Linked DNA regions of Mus musculus: region 2 is linked to region 1. A link is a loop called in an ENCODE intact Hi-C map of the cell type or tissue named here. Cell type or tissue: gastrocnemius. All regions are shown on one strand. Links, peaks and the distances in the headings refer to the core of each region. The heading gives the core; the rest is flanking DNA.

Region 1 (11,096 bases), core at 1,855-9,854:
AGAGACTGCCATATCCAGGGATCCACCCCATAATCAGCATCCAAACGCTGACACCATTGCATATACTAGCAAGATTTTATCGAAAGGACCCAGATGTAGCTGTCTCTTGTGAGACTATGCCGGGGCCTAGCAAACACAGAAGTGGATGCTCACAGTCAGCTAATGGATGGATCACAGGGCCCCCAATGGAGGAGCTAGAGAAAGTACCCAAGGAGCTAAAGGGATCTTCAACCCTATAGGTGGAACAACACTATGAACTAACCAGTACCCCTGAGCTCTTGACTCTAGCTGCATATGTATCAAAAGATGGCCTAGTCGGCCATCACTGGAAAGAGAGGCCCATTGGACACGCAGACTTTGTGTGCCCCGGTACAGGGGAACGCCAGGGCCAAAGGGGGGGAGTGGGTGGGTAGGGGAGTGGGGGTGGGTGGGTAAGGGGGACTTTTGGTATAGCATTGGAAATGTAAATGAGCTAAATACCTAATAAAAAATGGAAAAAAAAAAAAGAAAGGAAAAAAAAAAAAAAAAAAAAAGAAAGGAAAAGAGATCACTGTACAATGAGGGAATGAAGGAAGTGGACCACCAGGAAAGCCAGCTTGAGAGGCGTCGCTCCCAGGCCTCCTCTTCTGGGATGTATGACCTCTGCTTGGTTCTCTGGAGCCTGAGGAACTCAGGTCCTTTGGGGCATCTTATTCCCATGTGGCTGCAGCTTGGACACTGCCCTTGCCAGACACTGTGCCTCCCCTGGCTCTTGACTCCATGCCAGAGGACACAGCGCTAACAACTCAGGTGTGAATGCTGTGTCAATGATTGACTGGGACAGAGCTTGCCTGCATATTTCCAAGCACAAGCTGTGACTGCATCACTAATAGAAGCCCCAGAGGCCATTTGAGTCTCCTTCCTCCAGGGAGGTGGACGCAGCCAAGTCTCTCACCATCAGTCCTTGCATATTAGAGGAGGACAGGACTGGGCTTTGACCCAGCAAGGACTACATCCCACCTGCGTCCTGAGCGAAAGTTCACAACACAGTGCAGGTGGTGCACAGAGCCATGTCTCCTCTTGGAATTCCAAAAAAGTCCTGTCCTGAAAGTAGGCACTATTCATTCTGTCTACAACAAGCAACTGTAAGACAGGGTCTACAGCTTAGCTCAAGTACTCACAGCCAGAGCACATCTTATTCAAAGGGTGGGCTATCCTGGAATCCCGTTTCTCCTTTCTCTGTTGGGAAGTAACCCTGAGAGGGAGATGAGCAAGCTCAAAAATATGTGTGGTCTTTTTATGTGTGTCTTCCTGAACTGGGCTCTTGGAATTTCATTTTGCTCAAACTTAACTATTAAGAACATAATTGTTCCTAAATTAATACTTAATAATAAACATTTCTATTTATTTAACATACAGCACAATGTAGATCAGTGATTAACAAACTTAGCCCATGAACCGAATATGACCCACTGTTGGATTTTATAAATAAAACTTTATTGGAATACAGCCATTCCTGTTCACATAGTGCATAGCAGAGTAGGTAGGTGTGATAGGTTTTTTGCCTCATAAGGCTAGAATACCTACTGCATATCCCTTTCCAGAAAAATCTTCCCTGCCTTTATTGCTTACTAACCTGAGTATTCTCTTTGTAAAAAAAAAAAAAATCAATATTTCAGTGTATGTATTTATGTGTGTCAGTGCGCAGGTACCACAGAGCTTGTGTGAAGGTCAGAGGATAGCTTCTTGGAGTCCAACATGAGGGTTTCAGGGATCAAACTCGTGTTGCCAGGCTTGCCAGCAAGCACCTTTACCTGCTGAGCCATCTTGCCAGACCCAGCTAGGATGCTGTGTAGAAATTAGTCCACTTTGCTGGGCGACAGCAGTAAAAATCATTGCCAGGCTGGGCTGTTGAGAAGCATAAAAGGCCCCTGGAAGGCAGCGTTGGCTTCAGGGACCTATCAGGCCCTGTGCTCTGCAAACATTGCTTCATCTTCCTAGCAGCCTGGAGTGGTAGAGATTTCATGTGCCCCATTTTAAGATCAGGAAACTGAGGCTGGACGAGAGGGATTGGCTGCTGCCGGGGCGAAAGGCATGGATTTGGTTGCAGATGCTGGAGCCCAAGGATGGAGCTTAGATCACCCGTGTCTTGGTGGTGCTCTTCAAAGCAGATAGTGCGATCGTGTGAGGCAACTTCTTGATCAGAATGCAGATATCGTGGGAACACAGCTGAGCAGCAGACTGGGCAGTCAGTCAGGGAAGACTTCCTGGAAGAGGAGATGGAAACCTCCTGCATGGCAAAGGTGGTCTCACAACTCATTGTCACATCCCAGACACAGGAGTCCTTCAGTACCTTCTCCACCAACCTCACGTAGAGTGTAGAAGCCACACCACAATCATCTTGTCATCTCTCAATGGAATCAGGTCTCAGTTGTCCTTCAACAAGGAAGGGCAAGCTAGCACCTGAGCGATGCCACAAGCAGGTGTATATTTGCGCAAACTACACCAGGCCTGCTTCATTCTTCACCGTCTCCCTGGAGCCAAGACATCATCTACCCCTTGCGTGGGATGGATGAACCCCTGTTGTTGAGGATCATTGCTCAGCATCCCTAGCAATCAGATCCCATCCCTCTTGCCACATCCCTCCTCTGGTTCCGCACACTACCCTCCATTTGGACTATTGCCCTGCCTGGTCTGTTACATAAAGTTCCCTCTGAAGCGCTTTCCTAGCCAGCCCGCCCAGTGTCTCTCTCACGCCCTCTTGTGAGCATCTTGAGAACTGCAATGAGCTTGCATTCCCTTGCTCCTAAGTTCTTATTTTTTAGCTCCGGCAGGCAGCACGATTCTGTTAGGTTTGTTCAAAGCTAAACCCCCTACTTGCTCTCCATCTCCTGAAGTGGGCTGGCTCATTTGTTTGGCTTATTTAGCTCCTGGACTTTTCTTGTGCTCGCTTCTTAGAAGAAAGCTTCAGAAGTGTCAAACCGTGTAAAAGGCAGTGCCTGCTTTCTGAGTCTGCCCCTCAACACATGTACCATGGTGCCATTCTACTGGCATGGTAGAGGTTGCTCTCAGTTCTTTTGTTACACTTAATTTATGAATTATTCAAGAGTGTGTGCCACAGCTTGCTTGTGGAGGTCAGAGAACAGCTCACAGGCACCGAGTGCCCTCTTCTACCCTGTGGGTTGTGGGAATTGAACTCGGGTTCAGTCTTGGCAGCAAATGCCTTCACCCACTGAGCTATCTCAGTGCCCTCCTGCTGAGCTCCTTCAGGCTTACCCAGTATTGTAACATCCATCCATTCTTCCATCCATCAGTGAGTCCACCCATCCACCCGCTGCCCCAGTCTATCTAGTATCTGTTTACACATCCCATAATTATTTACACTTAAAAATTAGGATCAGCCATGTCACATGCTAAGGTACATGATTCTCCAGACATCTTCATCACCATGGTAAGGTGTCAGTAAATGGGTTTGCAAATAGATTGGTCATCAAATAAAGCAATGAATGACGGTTCGAGAGAAAGTACTGGGTAGAAACCCCACCTTTGCTCTAATACCTGCAGTCTTTCTTGTTTATGTGCATGTATGTACATGCTTGTGTGCGTGTGCATTTAGAGGCACAGAGATCAACCACACATATTCTGTGGTCACCGTTTTTTTTTTTTCAAATGAGGCCTCTCACTAGCCTAGAAATTACCAAATGGGCTAGCCTCGATGGCTTGCTAGCCCCATTACCTGCCCATTTCCACTTCCCCAGCTCTGGGATTACAAGGTGTCACCAATCCTGCATTTTTTCCACGGGAATCCTGGGGATCAAACCTGGGTCCCTGCCAAACACTTTACTATCAAAGCTATGTCTCTAGCCCCTGGCAACCTCCTCTTTGGGCCAGCAGTGTTTCCCTGGCGAAACCCTCTACAGCAGAAAGTAGAATTGGAAAGGAGCTCTGGTTTGCAGTCTAAAACTCATGTTCCCCTCCCTGGCTGAGAACCTGTGGCAGGAGCGGCTGAATGCTCACCCAGTCCCAGTTTCCTTCTAGACAGAGCTGAACCAGATTTCTAGGCTCTCTTGCACTTGACTGGGAGCATGGATCAGAATTCCAGCCAACGGGTTGCAAATGGGAGTGATTTCACCACTCTCAAGCCACGCTCACAACCTATGGTGAGTTCCTGCATTTGAATACCAAGGAAAAGGGAGATGGCTCCAGGACTCAAATTGAGATGGAGCAACAAATGGAAAGAACCTAGGTCATGAAAGGCATGTGGACCAGAGTCTCCCACATCCAGCCTTGAACTGCCTGCCAATGGCTTCCCATGGACATGGGATCACTTGAACCCCAGTCACCATTACCTTTGCAGCTGATGGGCTTTAACCTGTTGCCCTCAAAGAACAGCTTCAATTCCGGGGCATGGGTGATGTCAAACTCCTGCTGAAGTTCCGTCTCCTTGGTGATGTCCACTTTGCCAAAGCCCAAGCCATTCTTGCCCTTCCCGAAGATCTCTGCGGCTTTGCCCAGCTCCTTGGCCAGCTTCCTGGACTGTTTTAAGGATGGGTTGTCTGGAAGAAGCAATATAAAGATAGACTAGGCTTCTCTCTCCCCTTCCCTTTCTCGTCCTGTTTGTCCTGAGAGCCCCTGGATTTCCCAGTGTTCACAGCTAAGGAGTAGGTTTTACAAATGTGACAGGTGGAGTGACAAATACATCATAAAATGGGTTGATTTGGGATATTATCAGAATCAAGTGAAATTAATTTAACAGTCAGGGTGCTTAGTATTTTATAAGGGTTTTTACAGGTACTAAGGCTATTACCCCCTTCAATAATCTTATAAGGTAGATGCTATCATTATTATTATTAATTATTATTATTATTATCATCCCATTTTATATGAAGGTACATCAAAACCATTCTTGTCTAAGGCTCTGGTACAGGACACACTCAAGCTGGCTGCAGCACTCCTGTATTTTTAAACTTTGACTAGGTATGTAAAAACACTTAGAGTAATTCCTATCACATAGTAAAGACATAATGCATTTTAATTACTGCTGTTATTAAAATGGTGTAAATTTTTCTTTGATCAGAAATTAAGGGCTAGTGATATAGCTCATTTGCGCCATCTGGTGGAATGCCTTGGAACTAAGCAATTATTGTGCCTCTGGAAACTCAAGTGAGGTATGTGTGAGGAGCAGGGTACACTGGATGCTCCCTCCCCTCTCTGATCCCACCACCTTGCTAATGGGGTAGCCAAAGGGACCTGGTACTCTGTTAAAGTATCTGATATTCTGGGATCCTTGGCTGTTCACACAGTTGGGCAGCGAGGTGAGGTAGGGGCTCTTTACTAAAACCAGCCTCAGAGAACTGACCTTGGTCATGGCATGGGCTGTCCTCGTTGGAGTGGAAGGAGACGAAATGGAAAACCACCTGATGACATGGCTAGACTGCAGGTCCCTACTGCCACATAGCAGAGGTGTGTGCTGAGTCAGGGCTGGGGGAAACAGCTTCCTTTTCAAGCCAGAACATTCTATTTTTTCCATCTGGCACACTTTGAGAGAGCGCAGGTCACCTCCCAACTGTGGTCAAGGTCACTCTGACAGATATGTTTCATAAAGCAAAGCCTGGGACAGCCGGCACTGGCCCGGTTGCCAGTCACTGGCTCAGCGCTGGATCCTGAGTGTGAGTGGTCAGTGATCATTCTCATTAAACACATCCACACACGTGGATGGGGGGCAGAGACTTTGTGCCTCCCACGTGGATCGAGGTTTCTATCTGCTTCATCACCGTTGCTACCCTCATCACACCCATCTAGTGCCCGCAGCAAGCTCTGGCCTCTTTGCCGGTGGCTCTAATCAATGGCCTCTCCCAGTTTCCCCGTGGACTTTGTCATGCTGGGCTCATGCTTTTGAGTTTATGATCAGGCAGGGGAAGTCTTGGGATGATTGCCAAATGGTGGAGCATGTAGAGATACCTCACACGGCTCAGTGGGGTGTCTGAAGTGGAGGTAAGGGAGTCCGTGCTTCCATGGGCATAGGCCTCTCAGACTTCTGTTCCACCCACCCTTTCTTTTCTCCATATACTCTTAGCCACAGGATATACCGCAGGCTTCTGAAGATTTTGTCTCTCCTCTCCTGCCTATGAGTTCCGGGAAGGCAATGTAGCTACGGGGATGGCGGTACTGAGTACAATATTTGCAATGTGGGTATTTGATAAATGACCATTAAAAATCATCACTGCCATAGTTAAAACCATGACAGCTATCATCATCAACACCCTTTCATCACCACAATCATCATCACTGTTAGCATGCCCATCACTACCACTACCACCTCCACCATCTACATCACCATCTATATCGTTATAACTTCTATCATCATCATCGTCATCTCCTACATCTTAATCTCTACCGTCATTATCATCACCTCCATTATCATCACCTCCGTCAACATCATGGTAAAAAGAACTATAAATTGTAGCTAGCTTTTCTAAAAGACATACAATGCAGGTATTTTATTTACAGGATGTAAGCCTATATTGGAGAGGTTTTGAAGCTATTCTAACTTTCATCCCAGCCATATGTCCCTTGTCACTCGTTGTGTCTCCTGGCCACGTGCTTATGGTCCATCTCCTCTCATGGCGACCTTCTCCTTTTTTGCCTGCCTGCTTTCTTTCTCTTTCTCTCTTTCTCTCTTTCTTTCTTTCTTTCTTTCTTTCTTTCTTTCTTTCTTTCTTTCTTTCTTTCTTTCTTCCTTCCTTCCTTCCTTCCTTCCTTCCTTCCTTCCTTCCTTTCTTTCTTTCTTTCTTTCTTTCTTTCTTTCTTTCTTTCTTTCTTTCTTTCTTTCTTTCTTACTCTACCTGCACTTCCCAGGCAGGTAACTGAAAACCCGCCTCCCTTTATCAACTGCCCAATCCCAGGCTTTATTTAGCCTTTTATTGGCTTGGGGAGCAAGGTTACCTAGCATCACTTAGTGAAACTGAGGATCTGCTGCTTGGTGGCAGCCAGATCTTGGGGGCCAGTGTTTAGCATCCTGAATCCACAGCAGGGCCAGAATGATCCCAGCATATCACTCTCTTTATAATAAACTCTATTCCGTGTTAGTTACTCCTGTTCTGCTATAATAAAACACTCTAACCAAAAGCAACTTGGGGAGAAAACACAATTTATTTGCCTTATAGTTCTGGGTCATAATCTTTCACTGAGGGAAGTCAGAGCAGGAACTCGAGCAGGAACGAAATCATGAACCATGAAGAAACACTGCTTACAGGCTTGTCAAGGACCCCCTGCCCAAGGAATGGTGAGACATTCCACAGTCGTTTTCACCCTGCTATATCAATTAATAATGAATACAATACCTCATAGGAATGCCCACAGACCAATATGACTAAGCAGTTTCTCAACTGAGGCTTCTCCTCTCAGATAACTCTAGGCTATGTCAAGTTGGCAATCAAGGCTAACCTGGACTGTTGTCACCTCTGCCATTCTTATATTTATCCATCACCATCTCTCTATCATTACCTCCATCATCACCAAGTATCACCATTATCCCAGTCTCAATGACCATCTTCATAGTGATCCCCAGCAGTATCTCCTGTAACCCCAAGACACATTCTTGCTACCTTAGCCTTAGGGGCAAGTGGTAAATGGCCCTAATTCAATGACTTCTAAATCTTTCCTTGATCACTTTCCACCAAAAAGTGAACTTTCCCTCTCTCTTTGACTCAATTCAGGTGAATTGTCACAGAGAAAATGAGAGCCCAAGAAATTATCATTCATCCATCCATTCATCCATCCATCCATCCATTCAGTCAGTCAGTCAGTCAGTCAATCATTTGACATGTGTGAAGACCTACCGTGTCTCAACAGTGCCAGATCTAAGAATAGACACGGGTAAGGTACATGCAAGTTTAGAAGTGCTTTTGGTATGATGTGGCAAAGGGTAGGCTAAGAAGGAAGGCTAAGAAGAAGAGTGGGAAAGAGTCCTCCCCAGGCTACATGGGCATGAGAAAACACTTCCTCACAAGAAACTTAAATCTCACAGTCCAAGTGCAAAACTGAAGGGAGGATGCTACAGAACCTCATGCAGGACAAACGGCCCAGAGACTCGATCCAGAACATTCCATTCTGACAACTAGAGCTGCATTCTAGGAACCCGTTTCTCTGGGTGCTTTATAGAGAACACGCAGAAGGCGCGTGGGATCCATAGGGGAGCCTGCCTCAGGTCTCAGGCAGGGACTGGTAAGACCGAGGCCTGCAATGACAGACTGTATGGAGAGGGATGGGGACCACAGAGCTTTGGGTGCAGAAACAATAGAGTATGGAGATACAGTCTATATGAGGCTACAGCAAATTTGGGGATGGCCCTGAGGTTTCTGACTTTGACATTGAATGGGTGGTGGTGTCATCGGTGCACACAGGAGGTTAGGAGAAACAGGTTCTCAGAACCAAATCCAAAATACTGGAGTTTGTTTTAGACGCAGGCAGCTTGAGAGCTGAGAAGGAAAGGTTCTGCCAAGCATTGACCTTGAGTTCTGGAGTCTTCAGAAAGATGAGAGGCTGGCCAAGGATTTGAGAGCGGCTGAGATCTCCCCAAAACTCTCCTGTATAAAAAGCCCAACTTCCAACTTCCTCTGAGGAAAACGCTTATAAGCCTGCTCCAAAATGATTTTCCAAAAGGTCACTTTAGAAGGCCTGCCAGTTTTCAAAAACTCATTTTGAATTCAGTTGTGTATTGATAGACTCAAAGATGGGAACTTAATGACTTTAATTGACTGTTGCTTTTAGATGGCAATAATCGCTGCTCATGTGAAGGGAAGTGTTCACATACTTTGAAGTGTTCATATTGGTTGCTATTGGAGTGATTTTAAAAATGTAAAAGCAGGAGTTGAGGGTGTATCACGGTAGTAGAGGGTTCGAGAAAAAAAGACGTTAGCCTTCCCCTGTGACAGAACAGCTATTGGTGAGCAGAATTTTGGGTTCCTACAGGGACAGGCCAATGTCCAGCTGAGTGCCTGTCGTATTTTTGTGTTTTCTTTCCATCTGATAGTATATGGAAGCCCTATGGTCCCCCAACTCAATGAGACAGGCATCACCCTTCATTGCCAGAGCCAAATACTCACGGAAAATCACCATTAGGAAGCGGGTTTCATTCAGCGTCTGCGTCAAGCCTGCGGGAGTCAGCACCATTAAGTTATGATCCTCCAGGATGTGCAAAGGCTGGGAAATGTTGATGCCCGTGTCTATCTCTGGTGAGCCAAGGACCTCTGAGAGGCAAGCAGCCACCAGCAGCAAAGGTGTCCAAAGCAGTTCCATGGATGGCCTGCAGGGGGCAGCAGAGGAAGCATATCTCTTCTCAAACCTACACTGATGGGGACCTTGGAGCATGCAGGCACTGCAGCAATGTACACAGCTTGGCAAAAGACAAGCTTGTCTGAGCAACCTCAACCCCTGGGCACTAGAACAACTCCTATTCATCGAGACCTGGAGTCAAACACAGACCTTTGGAAACCACTGGGTTTTCTAGCTACTTGGAGAGAAGTTTGTAGAGTAAGTGCCACTGCAGAATCCCAAAGTGAACCTCTGACCGGTCTCCTCCCACCATCCCGTTACCAATACTAACGATGCCTCCTGCCCCTCCAACTCTGCCCAGACCACTTCCTTTAACCCTTGAATCATATATATTGTATTTTTCCTTTCTCGGTTTGCTATGTTTGGTAAAAAAAAAAAAAACTCTTCAAAAGCGTGAACCACAAGTCAGCGTCTATTCTAGGATGTTTCAAGATTTCCATTGTCAACGCAATTCATCTAAATCTCTTCATTTTAGCCCCCAGACTCTTAGACAAGGGCGAAAAGCGGCCATATCTTCACCAATATCACAAGAACAGTCTCTAGGTTACGTTAGGTTACATCTAGGTTACGTCTAGGCTAACGTTCTTCTCCTCTGAAACCTCTTGAGCCAGGCCCCACAGTTCAAATCACCTCCGCACTACTGTCTTCCATGTTCCCACTAGGAATGCCTATGAAGTCCCACTTAAAGCATCCCACTGCTTTCCTAATCTAAACTCCTGAAATCTGCTTGCCTCTGGACAGAAGCATGCTCAAGCCTATCACAGCAATAACCCCAGATCCTGGTACCAACGTGTCTTAGGGTTTTATTGCTGTGAAGGGACACCATGACCAAGGCAACTCTTATAAAGGAAAGCATTTAACTGGGACTGGCTTACAGTTTCAGAAGTTTAGTCATTATCTCTAAGGTACAAAGCATGGCATCATGCAGGCAGATGGTGCTGGAGGAGCTGAGAGTTCTACATCTTGATCCAAAGGCAACCAGGAGAAGACTGTGTGCCACACTGGGTTGGAGTTTGAGTTTAGGAGACCTCAAAGCCTGACACCACAGTGACACACTTCCTCCAACAATGTCATACCTCCTCCAATAAAACCACACCACCTAATGGTCCCTATGGACCAAGCATTGAAACACATAAATCTATAGTGAGGGGGGGATTGTCCTTATTCAAGCCACCACAGTCCTGTCTTTTAGTTATTGCTATGATGAAACACCATGACTAAAAGCAAGCTTTGAAGGAAAGGGTTTACTCGGCTTATACTTCCATATCACTGCTCATCACTGAAGGAAGTCAGGATAGGAACTAAACCAGGCAAGAACCCAGAGGCAGGAGCTGATGCAGAGGCCACTGAAGAGTTCTGCTTACTGGCTTGATATCTATGTCTTGCTCAGTCTGTTCTATAGAACCCAGGGCCTCCATCCCACGGATGGCATCACCCACAATGGGCTGGACCTTCCCCCATCAATCACTAATTAAGAAAATTCCCTACAGGTTTGCCTACAGCCCAATATTATTGAGGCATTTTCTCAACTGAGACTCACTCCTCCCAATGACTCTAGCTCATGTCAAGTTGACATAAAACTAACCAGTACAAGATCCAAATATCTATGTGCTTCAAAGGTTCCAGATGATTCTTAAACTGTTGTTGTTTCAACTCTTTACTTGAGTACTCTTAGCCACACCCCCTGAATAGTCTCAGCCACACCCCCTGAGTAGTGCCACTCCTCCTGATCCTGTGGGGGCCATTTTTATTCAAACCAGCACATTCACTCATTCATTAGT
Region 2 (11,096 bases), core at 1,583-9,582, 510 kb before region 1:
CCATCCTCTGCTGCATATGTATTTGGTGTTCTGGGTCCCTCCATGTATATTTATTAGCTGGTGGTTTAGTCTTTGGGGGCTCTGGGTGGTCCAGTTAGTTGATATTGTTCTCCTTATGGGGCTGCAATCCCCTTCAGCTCCATCAGTCCTTCCCCTAGCTCTTCCATTGGGTTCCAGGCTCAGTCCGATGGTTGGCTGTGAGTATGTGCATCTGTACTGGTCAGGTGCTGGTAGAACCTCTCAGAGAACAGCCATACCAGGCTCCTGCCAGCAAGTGCTTCTTGGCATCAGCAATAGTGTCAGGATTTGATGTCTGCAGATGGATTGGATCCCTAGGTGAGACAGTCTCTGGATGGCCTTTCCTTCAGTCTCTGTTCCATTTTTTTTGTCCCTGTCTTTCCTTTGGACAGGAACATTTCTGGGTTAAAAATTTTGAGGTGGGTAGGTGGCCCCATCCCTCAACTGGGGGCTATGGCTATCTACTGGAGGTGGTCTCTGCAGGTTGTATCTCCTCTTTGTTGGGCATTTTGACTAAAGTTATCACCATTGGGTCCTGGGAATCTCTTGCTACCCTGGAGTCTTGGACTTTCTAGTGGCTACCCCAGTTCCCCATCCCCGACTGCTACATACCTCTATTCAATTTCCTGACCTTCTGTACTTATCTCCTGTCCTTTCCAACACCAGATCCCGCCCAATTTTTCCCTCTCCCTCCTCTCTCCCTCCCAGGTCTTTCCCTCCCTCTATCTCCTATAATTATTTTGCTCCCCATCCTATGTAGGATTGAAGCATCCACACTTTGGTTTTCTTTCTTTTAGAGCTCCATACGATTTGTGTTGTATCGTGGTATTCTGAGCTTTGGGGCTAATATCCACTTATCAGTGAGTACGTGCCATGTGTGTTCTTTTATGTCTGGATTATCTCGTTCAGGATGATATTTTCTAGTTCCATTCATTTGTCTGTGAATTTCATGAAGTCATTGTTTTTAATAGCTGAATAATATTCCTTTGTGCAACTGTACCACATTTTCTGTATTCATGGTTGAGGTTTTCTTTAGAGAAGGGGTCTTCTGAAACAGTGGGGCTGATGCTGGGAGCCCTTTTGGACTCAGCAGCGGGTAGGTGGGCTTGAGTGTGGACACCTCCACAGCTCCAGGCACATGGTGGTGATAGTGGGGCACACAGCATCTTTTTAGATTCTCCAGTGTGGACTGGGGTTGTAACTCAGTGGTAGAACACTTTCCTAGCATGCACAGACTTTGGGTTTCATTCCTAGTACAAAATAAAACAAAATAAAAATTGAATGTGTTATATCCTCTGGTGCAGCTAGACCTCTTGTGACTAAAAAGGAAAAAAAATCTCTAAGATTTTAATATTCTCCATTGGCCTTCATGTATGCCTCTGCCTGATTCATCTGCCATTGTTTGCTTTCTGTTGTGGTGGTTGAACACTTTGACTGTCTTAGGCAGACATGGGGCTGGAGGAGCTGAGAATTCCACACCTTGATCCAAAGGCAACCAGGAGGGGACTGGAATTCCACACTGGGTGGAACTGGAGCATAAAGACCTCAAAGTTCACCCCTACAGTGACACACTTACTTCAACAAGGCCACACCAGTTCCAATAAGGCCACATCACCTAATAGTGCCTCTATGGGTTGAGCACTCAAACACATGAGTCTATGAGGGCCAAACCTATTCAAACCACCACATTCCACTCCCTGCCCCCCACCCCTGTACACTTGTAGCCATAACATAATGCAAAATGAGTTTACTCCAACTTCAACAATCTCAACAATGTTTAAATGTTCAAAGTCTTTTCTGAGATTCATGTAATCTCTTAACTGTAGACCCCTGTAAAATCAAAACCAAATAGCAGATTACACACTTCCAACATCACAGGATATACATTACCATTCCAAAACATCATAGTGAGGAAACACTGGACCAAAGATGACCAAAACCAGCTGGGCAAACTCCAAACTCTGTGTCTCCATGTCTCCTTTCAGCCTTGTTGACTGCAACAATCTTCTTTCTCTTAGGCTGGTTCCACTCCCTGTGAGCAGCTTTCTTTGGCAGGTTCCCCATGGCTCTGGCCCTCTAACATCTTGGGGTTTCCAAGGCAAATTCAACTTAACAGCTTCCTGTTCTAGTGTCCGGGATCCACACATGATCTTTTGGGCTCATCCAAAGGGCTTGGGTCACTTTTCCAGCTCTGCCTTCTGTGGCACTCTTGGCTCTGGTTGACTCCATTCCACTGCTGCTGCTGTTCTCGGTGATCATCCCATGACATCTCCAATATGCTGGAGATGCAATGAGGCTTCACCCATAGCCTCTCATAGGCTCTCTTCATGGTGCCAATCTTCAACTTCTTTTCATGACCCCTTCAATTCTAGACCTACAACTGCCACTGAGGCTGCACCTTCACCAATGACCTTTCTTGACCTTTCACAGTTCCAGGCATTAGCTGCTCTCCATGACCTCTTCATGCCTCCAAATCCAGTATCACCTGGGTGATTCTTACACATTACAGTACAGCTGCAGCATGAGGTACAACCTTGGCTATCTCTAGAACACAGCTTCTTTGTGTTTTCTGAAAACACTTCCCAGAAGATGTCACTTCACTGATGCTGGTCTCTTCCTAGTCACCACTGATTTCTTAGCTCCAGATAACCAGAATCAATTGTCCCAGTAGTCCCATCTATTCTTGACTCTAAAGGCAGAGCCACGTGGCCAAAGCTGCCAAGTTCTGCTGCTTGCTGGGGCTGGGACATGGACCCCTTTATCTATTACATCCTTCAGTGCTAAGCTTGGCTGTCCTGGAACTTGCTCTGTAAGCTGACCTTGAACTCAGAGAGATCTGCATGTCTCTGTCTCCTGAGCACTGGGATTAAAGGTATGTACCATCACAACTGGACTTCAGTTTTTCTTTTCTTTTTCTAAACTTTTCTTTAATTCCTTTTTAGTATAGATCTTTATAGGTTCTGGATTGTAGTTCATTCCAGATATAGTTAAGTCGACAACTGAGAATAGCCATCACAATCCATCCCTTGCCAATTTGACACACAATCATATCTCCATATATCCAAATGAGAGCAATAATCTTCACAAGAGTGAACCACACGACAGAGCCTATGATAGGCTTTTTTGAGACTTTCTCTTGTCAATGCAATTAATCTGAATCTCTTTACATTAGCCTCAGGCATACATTTCTGATAAGGGCAAAAAGTAGCCACATTCTTCACCAAAATATCACCAAGTATGATCTCTAGACAATGTACTAAAATTTGTCTCCTTTGAAACCTCTTGAGCCAGGTCCCCACAGTTCAAATCAACCTCAGTACAGCTGTCTTCCATGTTCCCACTAGGATGGCCCATTAAGCCCCACTTAAAGCATTCCACTACTTTCCCAATCCAAAGTCCCAAAATTCACATCCCTTCAAACAAAATCATGGTCAGGCCTATCACAGCAATACCCTAGTCCCTGGTACCAACTTCTGTCTTAGGGTTTTATTGCTGTGACGAGACACCAATGACCAAGGCAAATCTTTCAAAAAGGACATTTTTATTTGAGTCTGGCTTATGGTTTCAGAGGTTTAATCTATTATTGTGATAGCAGGAAGCATGGCAATATCTAGGCAGACATGGTACTGGAGGAGCTCAGAATTCTCCATCTTGATCAAAAGGCAGCCAGGAGACTCTTTCTCAAGCAGCCAGGAGGGGCCTGGAATTCTACACTTGACAGAGTTTATGCATAGAGACCACACAGCCCATCCCCACAGTGACACACTTACTCCAACAAGACCACACCACCTAATAATGGCACTTTCCATGGGTCAAGCATTCAAATACCTGAGTCTATGTGGGCCAAACCTATTCAAACCACCACAGTCACCAAGAGAAACTTGGGAAGGAAAGAGTTTATTTAATCTTAGAACTTTCAGGTTACAATCCTTCACTAAGGGAACTCAAGGCAGGGACTTGGAGGCAGGAACTGAAGGGAAGACCATGGAAGAGTGCTGCTCACTTGCTTACTCTCTATGGTTTGCTCAGACCGCTTTCTTATGCAACCCAGGACCACCAGTCCAGGAATGTCATTACCCATAGTGATCCCACATGAATCATTGATCAAGAAAATGCATTACAGGCTTGTACACAAGCCAATCTAGTGCAAGCATTTCCTCAATTGAGGTTTCTTCTAGGCTGCACAACATTCTTTGTTCTCTGGGATACATGCTGGGTGTGGATGGCAGTCCTCTATTATCTCTAGTAGAAGGGAGTCCTGGGCAAAGAGAGACTGCCCGTGTCTCTGGGGAGGGCAGTGTACTTTCCTTTGCCTCTTTAGAAGATGGTGTTCTCCAGCTCAGGGGTAAAGAGATTTGAGGCAAGCAGGTGGACGTGGGAGGCCATGGGACTGACCCCATGCCCCCTGTTCTCATGAAATAGTCTTATGAAAGAGGACAGTTTGTATGCAATTTCTGCATTAGTTACTTTTCCTGTCTCTGTGATCAAAACTTGACAAAAGCAACTTAACAAAGGAAGGGTTTGAGTGGTGACTGGGCGGGATGCAGTCCACCATGGCGGGGAATTCTAGGGTGGGGGTGTGAGGCACCAACATCACCATGCATCTGCAATCAGAAAACAGATGAATATTGGTGCTCATTCATTTTCTCCTTTTTATTCAGCCCAGGAACTCAGATCGTTTTGGTCATCCTTCCTGTTGAACCTCTTTGGAAACACTTGGAGATCAGAGATGAACCCAGGTGGACAGTGAAGATGAGCCATCGTTGTATCTGGGTGAGTTTGGGCTGTGGTCAAATGCCATCGATAAGAGCAGCCTAAACAACTGCATTCTTCGTGCCTTGCAGACAGCTTCCTTCTCATCATGTGAGAGAGGGGGGAGGAAGAGAGAGAGGGAGAGAGGGAGGAGGGAGAAGGAAGGGGAGAGGGAGAGGGAGCGAGAGGAACACACACAGAGAAAGAAAGTGTGCATTCTAACACTTCTTGATTGTGTGGGGAATGTGTGGTGAACATGCGTATGTGCACCATGTGGGTGCACCTGAGCTTGTACATATGGAGGTGATAGGTCAGTAGGTTGAGTGTTTTCTGCTCTCTTTACTCTCTCATTGAGTCTGAAGGTTACTGAGTAGCTAGACTGGCCAGCCAGTGAGCCCTAGGGATTTTCCTGTCTCTGATGACCCTTCACTGGGATTACAGATGTGTGCACTTGGTCCATGTTGGGATCCAAACTTAGCCAATCACACTTGCACAGCCAACATTTTATCCACAGAGCACCACAGCCCCATGTCATCTTCTTAAGAAGGCAGTTGTCCCATTATTGGGGTGCAGCCTCAGCCTCATGTAAACTCTATTCTCCCAAAGGTCCCACAACTTCATGGTGTCACATGGATGGTTAGAACTTTAACATTAATCTGAGAGACGCAGGCATTTGTAGGTATGGAATCAATTTCTGAGTGGCACAGAAGGTAGAGAGTATGGACTCAAGGAGAGGCAGAAGGTCTGACGCTGAAATCCTTGGCCATTTGGTCTGCAGTGCGGGACCAGGTGCTGCTCGCACAAGGTGACCACTTAGAGATGGACTCTGAGCTGGTCGGTAGTGGACTCACGGAGAGCTGGTGGCAAGCCTTCCCTGGATTGTGACATGGGTAGGAGGCAGTGGAGAAGATAGCTTTGGTGCTGGGCTGGACTCATGCTGGGTGACAGCAGACCTAGACACGACTACTTGCTTGTATTTAGAAGGGCAATGGTCAGAAATTCACCACTTCTCTTCTCCAGCATTTTCTCCAGCTCTCCTGTCCTTGGTTGGGTCTTCTGGCTTCTGTGGTTTACTTGGGGCAGATCAACACTGTCCTCCCTGGAGCTATTGTATCTGGCCACCTCTGATAGACTCATCTCAAGCCCACTCCTCTTCTACCCCAGCCCTGGAAGGCAAGAGCACTGCCTCCTCCCTCAGTCTGCAGGCTTCCTTGCTTAGCTCAGCACAGGGAGCCCAAAGGGGCCAGATGGTGGCGCTAGACTAAAATGTCATGCGGTTCTCTGTTTTAGTTAACCTGTTCTCACCTTCACCAGCCCTACCTGCTTTGCACCCATCTTCTGGCTCCCTAGGGATGTGACAAACCTGTTGCCACACCCGGCCTGTCCCTCAGTCCAGATGCCATCCCTGGCTACTGGGTAGAGGCCCTGGAGTGGGCAGCCTCTGTTTAGTGTGGCTTTCTGGCTCCACTTCTAGCGTTGTCTGTGTAGTAAATAAGCTAAACTCTCTTCTCTCTTTCACAGCAGTTCCCAGGATCCCCACTTGGGGGCGACATCTCCCTGTGTGTGGATTGTCTGGTTTGTCTGGTTTAAACTTCATCTTCCCCTCTGCCTCTCCTTTTCTCCCTCCCCTTTCTCCCTCCTTCCTTCCTTTTCATTCTATACCTTTGGCCTGTTTTACTCTTGGTATTTGTGCTTCGGATTTGATATAGACAAATAGATGAGATGGAGAGGAAGAAGGCAAACAGTTTGGAGTCAACATCTGTCCGGCTAGGGCTCAGGACCCCAGAGTCTGAGACATGATGAGGACATATTCTTTATTATTAATATGACTGTGCTATTTGCAAGGAATCACGGGTTTCACTGTGACATTGATGTACACAATGTCTCTCAATTGTGTTCTCTACTCCGACCCCTCATCCTTACACCCAATCAGAACCACTTCCACTCTGTCTTTCTTTAAATCATGTGACTTTTGTCTTTCTGCACTTGGCTTAGTCACATAACATGGTCTCCATTTTCAGCAACTGACAGAATTGCAGTCAAAACTCCATTGTGTATCTGTACCACGTTTTCTCTGTCCATTCAGCTGTTGATTGGCACTTGCCTGTGTCTGAGAGGACCGGAGCCGTAACTGGCACCCAAATGTAGGAGTCTATGGAGGGCATCAGAGGGCTGTCTGACTTTGACTTCCTGTGTCCCTTCGTCAGTTTGATAGGCAGGCGATCGCCTCTTGTTCAAGGATGCTCCATCTCACCCTCCAGGTCCTGTGAGCACGGTGAGAAGAACTCTGCAGAAGACACAGGAGTGGTGGTTAGAGGTTAAGAGCACTTTGGTTCCCAGCATCCATGTGGTGATTCACAACTGTCTGTAATTCCAGTTCCAGGGGACACCAGGCACACACATGGTCCACATAGAGCTGGGGATGTGATCCAGGCTTATGTGGGTGGATGAATGGGGTCATTACATAGGGAAGACAGATAGGGGAGGCAGAGAGGAGATGTGGTCAGGGCTGGCATCTGCCTGTAGGGAGACTATGGGATTCTGGACATGCAACCCCAAAACATGGCCCCGTTGGCATTTGAGAAGGAGAAGGAGCAGGAAGGTGGTTGTCACCCAGAGAAGGTCATCCTCGAGGTGCAGTCCCTGGTTGCTCTCATGCTTGAAGCCAAGAAGACATAATCTACAAAGGATCTGAACAGAGACAGGCCCTGCATCCTCAGCCCAGAAGACACAAGGTCTTCTTGTCCCTTTGGGTCTTTATTTATAAAGCTCTTGTACTACATAAAATCTATAGCAAATTTGCACACATGCCCTTCATTGATGTGCCTTTTGTTGTGGGAACCTGTATGCATTATTCTTTCATTCTTGTGACTGACAGCAGCAACTTAGAGTAGTGTGCTAGTCAGGGCTCCCAGAGAACTCATAGTTTCCGCTCCGCTGCTGTAACAGGATAACATGACCCAAACCAACAGACAGAGGAAGTTTATTGGGCTTACACTAACAGAGTGGAGGCCGTAATGTCAAAAGACAGGGGGCAGTAAGCGACATGGCTGCATTCTGTCACACAGGAAGCTAAGAGAGTGAACAGAAAGTGGGGCAAGCCTAAAAGCTCTGAAAGTCTTCCTCCAGTAACATACTTCCTCCAGCAACGCTTCACACCCATAAGGTCCCCAAACTTTCCCAAACCAACTGAGAGTCAAGCGTTCCTGTGGTTCCTAAATGGGGAACATGAGTCTTTTGGAGAACATTTCTTATTTGGACCACTATAGAAACAGATTCAGTAGTCTCTCTCTCTCTCTCTCTCTCTCTCTCTCTCTCTGTGTGTGTGTGTGTGTGTGTGTGTTTAATAGAGAGACTCATCCAACTGGTAGTCCAATAATGGCTGGTTGTATGCCATCCAAGAAGCTCAGAAGTCCTAGTCTGGCTCCAAAGGCTTGGAAGCTTCTGTAAAGTGTCTGATGAGTCCATGATGAAAGGCCAAAGAATGTACAGTCTGACATTATCAAACGGTGGCAGAGCCACACATGCACTCTTTCAGAAATAACAGGGCCCAAGTGTGTGCATGCCCACAGCCTTCTTCCTATTCCCTTCTGCCTGTGCAGCCAGCATGTTGGAAGGAAGAACTCACATTTCAGTGATCTTTTCTTCCCCAGTCATTGCCCCACATGCCAAGCATCTCTGGAAAACCTAGAGACCTTTTAATTCAGCCAAGTTGAAAAGCAAGACCAACCATTATAAGAAGATCATTTTTAGTTCATGTTCTAGAAGATTTGGTCCGTGATCACTTATCTTTGGTCCATGAATGAGTCAGCGTGTCATGGTGGCAGGAGTATGTGGGGGAGTAGGCTGTCTACAACAAGGCAGACAGGAAGCAAAGAGAGATGGAGGAACTGGGGACCAGGTACGACCTTCAAATGGACTCATCTCTGGACTGGCTGGGCCCTATTCTTTTCAAAGGTTTTTGGGAGAATGCCATCTGTCTCTTTTGACTTGTGGCTGACTTTCTCTGGTGCCGTCCTTCATGTTTACATGGTCTTCTTCCCTATGGCTTTCTGTGTCCTCTCATGTCTCTCTTGAGTGTGTTGTATTGTATATACCTGTTAGCTTAGATGTATACGTATGTACATGTGTGGGGGTCAGAGGTTATGCATCTTGGCTCATTTGTTCTCCATTTGGCTTTTGGGACAAGACCTCTCACTAAACTTGAAGCTCATAGAATTGGTTAGAATGGCTGGCCAGTGAGCTTCAAAGATCCTCATGTCCCCACGAGTAAGAAGTGGGTGACAGGCACAGATCACCTGCTTTTTTACATGGATGCTGAGGATGTGAATTCAGGTCCTAATGCTTGCTTGGCATGTGCATTACCCACTGAGACATCTTCCCAGCCTTCTCTCCAGACCCTTTAGGACACCAAGTGTTGGAGGTAGAGCCTGGCAGTCACGTGTTTCCCAGGGAAGAGTCACCACAAGCACTGTAGAATGTCCTTACCATGGCACTCTGGCAATGACATCACTGATCCTATATGATCTGGATCCATATGGTACAAAATGATTACATCTGCCAAGATCCCACTTCCAAAAGACAACATTCTGAAGTAGACGACTCTCAGGAGATGCTAACTAGGCAGCCTACTGTCAGCATCTATCTGTTGTCTGTCTGTCTATCTATCTATCTATCTATCTATCTATCTATCTATCTATCTACCATCTATCTATCTATCTTCCTTTCACTCCAGAGGTAGATAAGAAGGCGTTCTCATCTTTATTTTACAGTGTAAATAGTGGCTTAGGGATCCTTAGCTTGCCCAAACTATCCATTTAACAAACATTGGCTGGGTGTGGGGACCCTGGACCCCAGTGCTCAGGAGGAAGAAGCAGGATGGTTGTGAGACCAAGGTCAATCTGGGCTACATGGTGAGGCCCATTTTCAAAAACAGAACAGAACAAAACAACTCTTTCAAAACATGTAAAAACAACAGCAGCAAGTGACAGCTGAAATCCAGCATAGAGTGAGTGACAGATGAAATCCAGAGTAGAGTGACAGCTGAAATCCAGAATAGAGTGAGTGACATCTGAAATCTAGAGTACAGTGAGTGATAGGTAAAATCCAGAATAGAGTGAGTGACAGCTGAAATCTAGAGTAGAGTGAGTGACAGGTGAAATCCAGAGTAGTGTGAGTGACAGGTGAAATCCAGAATAGAGTGACAGGTGAAAACCAGAATAGAGTGACAGCTGAAATCCAGAATAGAGTAACAGGTGAAATCCAGAGTAGAGTGAGTGACAGGTGAAATCCAGAGTAGAGTGAGTGACAGATGAAATCCAGAGTAGAGTAAGTGACAGATGAAATCCAGAGTAGAGTGAGTGACAGCTGAAATCCAGAATAGAGTGACAGCTGAAATTCAGAATAGAGTGACAGCTGAAATCCAGAATAGAGTGAGTGACAGCTGAAGTCCAGAATAGAAGGCCCTAGACAGTAGAAGAGTCTGTGTCACCTCAGAGGGACAGAACTTAATGGAGAAAAACAGCTGAGGACAAAGAGTGCTGGGGTCACCCTGTGACAGAGGGTGTCTGAAGGAGCTGGGATGCAGCTTAGCTTAGCTGTGTAGGGCCCTTAGCTCTATATGCAGCCATAAAATATTAAAATGAACAAAATATAAAACAGATAACAAAATAAAGTAAAAGGGGTTTGCAAGAAGGACACCTGGATTGAGTTTGCTTATCAGTGACACAGCCCTATCTGTGTCACAGCCTCAGGCAGAAAACAGCTCAGCTAGGTACAGCTTAGAACTAAGCTTTTACATTTGATGTTCTGTCTGTTTGCTGCCTCCTCTCTCCTCCAAGCCTTGTTGACTTTTGCAATTCTTTAAGGAACTATGACGCTATCCTGCCTGGCCTGAGATGTGGCCCCAGCTTGGCGGGGGGTGGGGATGGGGGTGGGGGACTGGGGGTGGGGGGTGGGGTAAGGTGAGTGGGATTGGTCGGTGTGGGTGGATGGGAGATTGGGTGGATGGGAGGAGTGAGTGGGGTGGGTGGGGAGTGGGATGGGAGCTTGGAGGCTGATGAGTCCCTGATGCGCCTGTAGTGCAGTGTGATGGCCACAGGGTGGTGGTGTTTCTCTCAGCCTGCTGCCACCTCAAACCATGTCCTTGAAAGTTTGGGAACTTGGGGCTCCTGGAGAGAGAGAGAGGGGAGGAGAGAGAGAGAGAGAGAGAGAGAGAGAGAGAGGGAGAGAGAGAGAGAATGAATCTTTGTGGGTTTGGCTCTGAGCAGGCAGGGTTAGGAGGGTGGGATCACAGCGAGCCTTCCCTCTCAGAGGGTCAGCAAGTG

What was found. Hi-C counts contacts between places; a loop is a spot of excess contacts. Peaks named below come from ENCODE experiments on the same cell type or tissue, not always from the same donor. Only the 100,000 strongest peaks of a DNase experiment are listed, where the experiment ranks them.
Region 2: it touches region 1 in a loop (8-fold over the local background); 38 of 42 quality-filtered maps call a loop at or near these places.

Annotation. Positions count from the first base shown.
Region 1 is chr7:119,510,546-119,521,641 of GRCm38, forward strand. It overlaps Pdilt (protein disulfide isomerase-like, testis expressed), which reads right to left. Exons shown (of 12, transcript NM_027943.1): 2 at 9,087-9,286; 3 at 4,329-4,535. The coding sequence starts at 9,279. Among named protein-coding and RNA genes, the nearest start is that of Pdilt, 7.4 kb to the right of the region's middle. In gastrocnemius, for the core only: CTCF peaks have their summits at 2,729 (motif pointing left), 5,092 (motif pointing left) and 9,289 (motif pointing right); DNase peaks (open chromatin) are centred at 2,731, 3,225, 5,102 and 9,285.
Region 2 is chr7:119,005,070-119,016,165 of GRCm38, forward strand. No RefSeq gene overlaps it. Among named protein-coding and RNA genes, the nearest start is that of Gprc5b, 15 kb to the left of the region's middle. In gastrocnemius, for the core only: a CTCF peak has its summit at 6,302 (motif pointing right); DNase peaks (open chromatin) are centred at 6,046 and 6,296.